Regions from separate parts of the Homo sapiens genome. Here region 2 is linked to region 1. The links are chromatin contacts, found by Hi-C or POLR2A ChIA-PET in ENCODE. All regions are on one chromosome and are shown on one strand. The core of a region is the stretch at or near the end of the contact, and the rest is flanking DNA. Distances in the headings are between cores, read along the strand shown.

The links. Hi-C counts contacts between places; a loop is a spot of excess contacts on that map. ChIA-PET counts read pairs that join two places held with the same protein, here RNA polymerase II (POLR2A). Pooled maps may share reads with other maps.
Region 2: POLR2A ChIA-PET joins it to region 1 with 13 read pairs in WTC11. The contact joins the promoter of CRX here to the enhancer-like site in region 1. A Hi-C loop is called at or near these places in 3 of 50 pooled maps. POLR2A ChIA-PET finds 5 or more read pairs at or near these places in 5 of 52 experiments (BJ, PC-9, WTC11 and 2 more).

What each region holds. Positions count from the first base shown.
Region 1 is chr19:47,780,486-47,783,726 of GRCh38, reverse strand. It overlaps SELENOW (selenoprotein W), which reads right to left. Exons shown (of 6, transcript NM_003009.4): 2 at 2,978-3,002; 3 at 2,810-2,863; 4 at 2,545-2,619; 5 at 2,339-2,437. The coding sequence ends at 2,357. Among named protein-coding and RNA genes, the nearest start is that of SELENOW, 3.4 kb to the right of the region's middle. RefSeq lists an enhancer at 2,074-2,659. Within about 2 kb of position 1,611, at least 11 of the 41 ENCODE cell types and tissues checked have a DNase peak (open chromatin) inside an H3K27ac peak, as active enhancers do.
Region 2 is chr19:47,820,399-47,823,639 of GRCh38, reverse strand. It overlaps CRX (cone-rod homeobox), which reads right to left and starts at 1,703. Exons shown (of 4, transcript NM_000554.6): 1 at 1,630-1,703.

The DNA of each region.
Region 1 (3,241 bases), core at 362-2,861:
CAAATTGGCACGTCCCAATTCACATTGAACATGACCTCATTCTGCTCTGGTAAAGAATTTTAGGAAATGGAACTTGAGTTTAACGCATTTGAAAACTAGTTTTCTGGCACAAGGCACACTGGGAGCTGGTACTTGGGTCCACAGTGTGTTGGGATGGGATACTCTGTTCTAGATCAACATGGAATGGGAACTGGTGCTGAAGGTTAGAGGGGAGTAAAAAGTATGGCCAGGCGCAGTGGCTCACGCCTATAATCCCAGCACTTCGGGAGGCCGAAGCAGGCGGATCACCTGAGGTCAAGAGTTCAAAACCAGCCTGGCTAACACGGTGAAACCCCGTCTCTACTAAAAAATACAAAAAATTAGCCAGGCGTGGTGGCAGGCGCTTGTAGTCCCAGCTACTTGGGAGGCTGAGGCAGGAGAATGGCGTGAACCCGGGAGGCGGAGCTTGCAGTGAGCCGAGATCACGCCACTGCACTCCAGCCTGGGCGACAGAGACTCCGTCTTAGAAAAAAAAAAAAAAATTTGCCCAGCATGGTGGCAGACATCTGTAATTCCAGCTACTCACGAGGCTGAGACACAAGAATCCCTTGAACCCAGGAGGCAGATGTTGCAGTGAGCCGAGATCACACTACTGTACTCCAGCCTGGGCGACAGAGCGAGACTCCACCTCAAAAAATAAACTATGCTCCAGGCCCTGCAGTGCCAGAGACCAGAAAAAGGGCTAGTAACTGTTCTAGAATGGGTTGGGTTTCACGCTTATCTGGACCATACTGGCTTACAAACTGGAAAATCAGACTCAGAAGGTGCTGGAAAGTAGTTCTTTGTTCCTGAGGTTCATATAGAAATTGCCACTTGTTCCACAATGTATTAGGCTGGAAACAATACTTGGTTCAGAGTGCTTAAGGAGGCCAAGCACGGTGGCTCACGCCTGTAATCCCAACACTTTGGAAGGCCAAGGCAGGTGGATCACCTGAAGACCAGCCTGGCCAACAGGATCAGACCTACTAAAAATACAAAAATTAGCCGGGCATAGTGGCATGTGCCTGTAATCCCAGCTACTTGGGAGGCTGACACAGGAGAATTGCTTGAACTCGGGAGGCAGAGGCTGCAGTGAGCCGAGATCGCGCCACTGCACTCCAGCCCGGGAGACAGAGCAAGACTCCATCTCAAAAAAAAAAGAAAGAAAGAAAGAAAAACAGTGATAAGGAACCAGTAGCCAACTCCAGGAACTAGTGGTCAATTCTAGTGCTTAGGAGCTGGTTCACATTTTTCAATTGCTGGGTTGGGAAGGGGGGCTCAGGTTTACAGTGTGTTGGGAGCTGGTGGTGTATTTCATTCTCGGCTCTATGGGGAGAACTGGGAGTCAGCTCTAGGGTTTTTTTGGAGCAGACAATCCATTCTAGAGTTAGCATTTGTTTCTAGAGCATTCTTGGACTCATGTTCAGTTCCAAAGTGGGTAAGTTTCTGGAGCTGGATCAGGTCTGGAATATTCCTAGAACTAATTCTCAGGTTCAGAGCCCGGTGATAATTAGTGACCTACTCGAAATTGTGGAGCAAGGAAATTCTGTCTCAAAACATGCTGGGAACTTGGCCGGACGCTGTCACATGACCTGCTGGGTTGGGAACTGTTTCTTGGCAATGGGACAAAGACCTAGAGTTCCGGATTCTGAACCGTTGGGTTGCTAGCACTTTTCATTCCCAAACCAGGAGAGCTGTTTTAGGGCAGCCCTCTGACCCCACCACCAACTCAGCTGTCATCTTGCATACCCCATCTCAGCTGTCATCCTGCATACCTCTGACCCTATCTCAGCTGTCATCCTGCACACCTCTGACCCCATCTCAGCTGTCATCCTGCACATCTCTGACCCATCACCATCTCAGCCGTCATCCTGCACACCTCTGACCCATCACCATCTCAGCCATCATCCTGCACACCTCTGACTCATCAGCATCTCAGCCGTCATCCTGCACACCTCTGACCCATCACCATCTCAGCCGTCATCCTGCATACCTTTGACCCATCACCATCTCAGCTGTCATCCTGCACACCTCTGACCCATCACCATCTCAGCTGTCATCCTGCATACCTTTGACCCCATCTCAGCTGTCATCCTGCATATCTCTGACCCATCACCATCTCAGCTGTCACCCTGCACACCTCTGACCCCATCTCAGTTGTTGTCCTCCACCAACCGGGTCTAACTTTATCCCGCTCGCTCTGGGGACACACGTGATGTCCCCCCCATCTCCCAGGCTCTCCACCCTGGGCCAAGGAGTCAGAGCATGGGGCAGGGAGAAGATCCAAAGGGTGGTGTCCCTGTCTAGTGGGCCCCCTCACCTCTGCCTTCAGGGCGCATTAGCCCTGAGCCAAGGCGGCTTTGATGGCGGCCACCAACTTCAGAAACTTGCTTTCTGTGTCCACGTAGCCATCGCCTTTCTAGGGAGGGGAGGAAGAGGGAAGGGGTGAGCTGGGACCGAGACACCAACCTCAGCCCCAACCCCATGCTAGCCCCAAAACCAGGCAGGACGGACAGACAGACATACCTTCTTAGAGTGAATCAACTTCCCGGCTACCATCACTTCAAAGAACCCGGTGGCCTGGGGAGTTCCCTCGCCGCACTGAGGAAAGGGGGTAGGGGAGATGTTGGAGGGGCTAAGATGTCCTCTTGGGGAGACCCTCCCCTTCCCAGGGGGATGAGAACATGGGTGAAGGGCGTAGGGCTGACCTAACCCCCCTGCAGTGCCATCCAGGCCTAACGGACCGACACAGTGGCTGTGCTCAAGTCTTTCTCCCCATCCCAAGACTCACGATGTCCAGGCGGCCGGGGAACTCATCTTCTAACTTCTTCTTGAGCTGAAGATACTGAAAACGCGGTGAGAGGTCACAGCAGGGGTCATACCAGTCAGCCCCCTCCCAATATGCACTCTACCCCTCCCCAGCTCCCAGGAATGCCCCCCGGGCATCCACTCTGCTTACCTTGGACTTGTAGCCTCAAGCGCCACTGGTAGGAGAGTCCAAGACATTGGGGCCCAGGGGAGAGAGGGAGAAGTGGGGGATCGGGGAGAGGAGGGTAGACACAGGCGGTGTGGGGAGAGAGCAAGATGGGGCCAGGAAGAAATAAAGAGGAACACAGATGACCAAGCAGAAGAGGTGACAGATGCCCTCAAGAGAGAAGACAGGCACCAGCCAGGCAGAGTTTTGGGACACAGCACAGGGGGTGGCGCGGGGACACACAGAGAC
Region 2 (3,241 bases), core at 454-2,953, 40 kb before region 1:
GTGGCTTCATGCCAGCCCTTGGCAAGACCCTCCCAGCTCAGCCACATTCAGGGCCCTCCCTTGTCAGCCACTCCAGCCTCTCTCTGCAGCCTCTGTTGGCTCCTCTGTCCAGCGGGGACAAGGAGCTGGGTGGATGCACCCACTGCCGGCCATGAGACCTGGGGGAAGCTGGGATCCACGGCACAGTTAGAGCCTGAGCAAATCAACTCCGTGATCAACAATGTGATCCCTGAAGCATCCAGAAATTCACACACAGTGGGCAGCCCTGAAGTCGGACCTCACTCTGTGGCAATCACAGCCCTCGCTCGTTCCTTTTGGGAAAACCGCATCACACCTCCTCTCTGTGGCAGTCTGTCTACCTGCTTCTACCCTTCTGCCCTTCATTCATTCATTCATTCCCTGCATATTCACTGAGCACTCACTGTGTGTCTAGGACTGACCCAAGCACTGGGAATACAGCCGAGAGCAAGACAGACAAGGCCTCAGCCCTCCTGACAGGGGCAGACGGGAAACAAGGTGTCAATCAAGAGTTTTGCAGGAGACCGGCTGGGCGCAGAGGCTCATACCCATAATCCCAGCACTTTGGGAGGCTCAGGCGGGCTGATCACTTGAGGTCAGGAGTTCGAGACCAGCCTGGACAACATGGAGAGACCCCCCATCTCTACTAAAAATACAAAAAATAGCTGGGCATGGGGGCACGCGCCTGTAATTCCAGCTACTCAAGAGGCTGAGGTGGATGGACTCCTTGGACCTAGGAGGTAGAGGTTGCAGTGAGTGGAGATCGTGGCACTGCACTCCAGCTTGGGCAACAGAGCAAGACTCCATCTCAAAAACAAACAAAAAAAAACTTTGCAGAAAGAAGATCAGAGAGAGTGACTGTGCTGGAAGCTAAGAGGGCGGGGGCGTGAGGATTCCCCAGTCCCGAAGTAGAGCCTGGGCTGAAAGCCAGAGCCTCTGGGTGCATTGAGGCCCTAAGTGATCAATTCACCAGCACAGTGATCCCCAGTCATCACATTCCTGGCTCTCTCGGGCAGGCCCAAGTCCACCCGGAGTTCTTCCTGTTGCAGCCACAGACCTGGGCTCTCTGCGTATATGTCTGTTCCGTCCCTTGTCTGTCATTCATCCATCCATCTATGCAACACATATTTAGGCAAATCCCAACCACACGCTGGGCACTGGGGAAAAATCAGTGCTCAACAAGGGAGGGAGACAGGCCATTTGTGGATCATCGCGCAAATGAAAATTTCAGGCAGTGCTAAGAGTTTTAAAGAACATCCAACAGAGCGGTATGCTGAGGAGTTGCCTTAGAACCACGGTGAGAAGCCCCCAACCCCGGATGCCGTCAGGGCTTGAGGGGACCCCCTTGCCCACAAGCCACCCTGAATCCTCCCAATGCCCCGAGTGCCATCAGCCAGTCCCTGCTGTCTAACCTTACTCCCTCCTGCTGCAATCACAGCCTAGCCCCGTTTCCACAAATGCCAGGACGGCACCTCTGTTTTGTGTGTGACTATTCAGCAAACATCACCTGCAGAGCACGGCAAACACAGCCACGAATAAGATAAACCCAACTTCTCCCCTCTCTTTTTTCTCCCCTCCTCGGTCCCCTCCGCCTCTCCTGCAGACGCTCACCTTCAGAAAGGAGGGACGGGGCTCTCCCGTGGCCCAGGACCTAGACAGAGCGGCCAGACAGCAGAGGCTGAAGGAAACACATCCCCTCACATGGGGAGATTTTAAGCCTGGGCCGGGAGTGATGTCATTTGTCATGGCCTGGAACTCGGAGGGTAATCCCGGCCAAGGTGGGGGACTCGACTGGGCACCAGGAGGTGACATTGGCTGGGAGGGGGAGGGGCACCCGTCTGCTTAATCCCCTCCTCTTCCCCCCATGACATCTTGGCAATTAGGGCTGATGGGGAAGGGAGGCCCCAGCTCCTGCCGGTGACCATAAGCCCCTACTCCTCAGGGAAGTCCTTCCTTAGGTCTAACTGGTGTCTCTCCAGCTTCAGCTAGTATCCCAAGAGAGAGGCATCAAAGAGGAAGGAGAGCACTGTCAGATGGTCCTGAGAGATCGTCTGAAAAAAGAGAGGCACGGAGCTTTCGGGATCCCTCTCCTGGGTCCCCCTTTCTCTCCACAACAGTCTGTCCGACAGCTAGTTTATCTCTGTAGTGCCTCATTGGTCTCGGTTTCTGCCTCAGTTTCCCCTGTTTCTCTCTCTTTGACTTGGTCAAGTCTTGTCTGTGGCCTCTCTGTCTCTGTGTTGTCAGACATGATATTCTCCTCTTTTTGGGGGCGGAGGTGGCAGGGGCTGCTTCCAGCACTGAAAATAGGCAGACTTATTAGAAAGGGTGTTTTGTTTTTCTGTTTTTGGTGGAGTTTGGGGTTTGGGATTTTTTTCTTTTTTTTTTCCTTTTTTTTTTTTTTGGTTGAGACAGGGTCTCACTCTGTCGCCCAGGCTGGAGTGCAGTGGCATGATCACAGCTCACTGCAGCCTTGACCTCCTGTGCTCAAGGGATCCTCCCTCCTCAGCCTCCCCAGTAGCTGAGACTTTACAGGCACATACCACGATGCCCAGCTAATTTTTTTATTTTCGTAGAGATGGAGTCGCTCTATGTTGCCCAGGCTGGCTTCAAACTCCTGGCCTCAAGCAATCCTCCCACCTCGGCCTCCCAAAGTGCTGGGATTGCAGGCGTGAGCCAACAAACCCAGCACTCACCATCTCTCTACACACCATTGGTCTTTGTCTGGCTTCTCTGTACCTCAGTTTCTTTTCCTGTGGGCCTTAGGCTGTGGCATTTCTGCCTACTTTCCTGAATACCACTCTTTCATTCTCCATCTGCTCCTCTCCGTCCCTGTCTCTGTTGATAAACCTGCATTATCCCCTTGGTCTCTCTTATTCTTTTTCTCTGTGTCTCCCTGTCTATCTTGCTCTTTCTCCCCTCTCCCTCAGCCTCCATGTCCTTCTGTTCCTGTCTGTCTGTCCCTCCCTTTGCTGTCTTTCTGCCTGTCCACCTGTCCCTGTAACTCCAGCCTCATCTCTGTCCCTCTGTCCTCGCTTATCCTCTGCAGCTCCAATCTCTGTTCCTCCTTCTCTTTTTCCCTGTCTCTCTCTCTCTCTCTCTCTCTCTCTGATTCTTGCTTCCCCTCTCCCTGGATTGCCCTTCATTTCTGTTTTGTTTTGTTTTTGTTTGGAGACAGAGTCTTGCTCTGTCACCCAGGCTGGAGTGCAGTGGCACCATCTCGGCT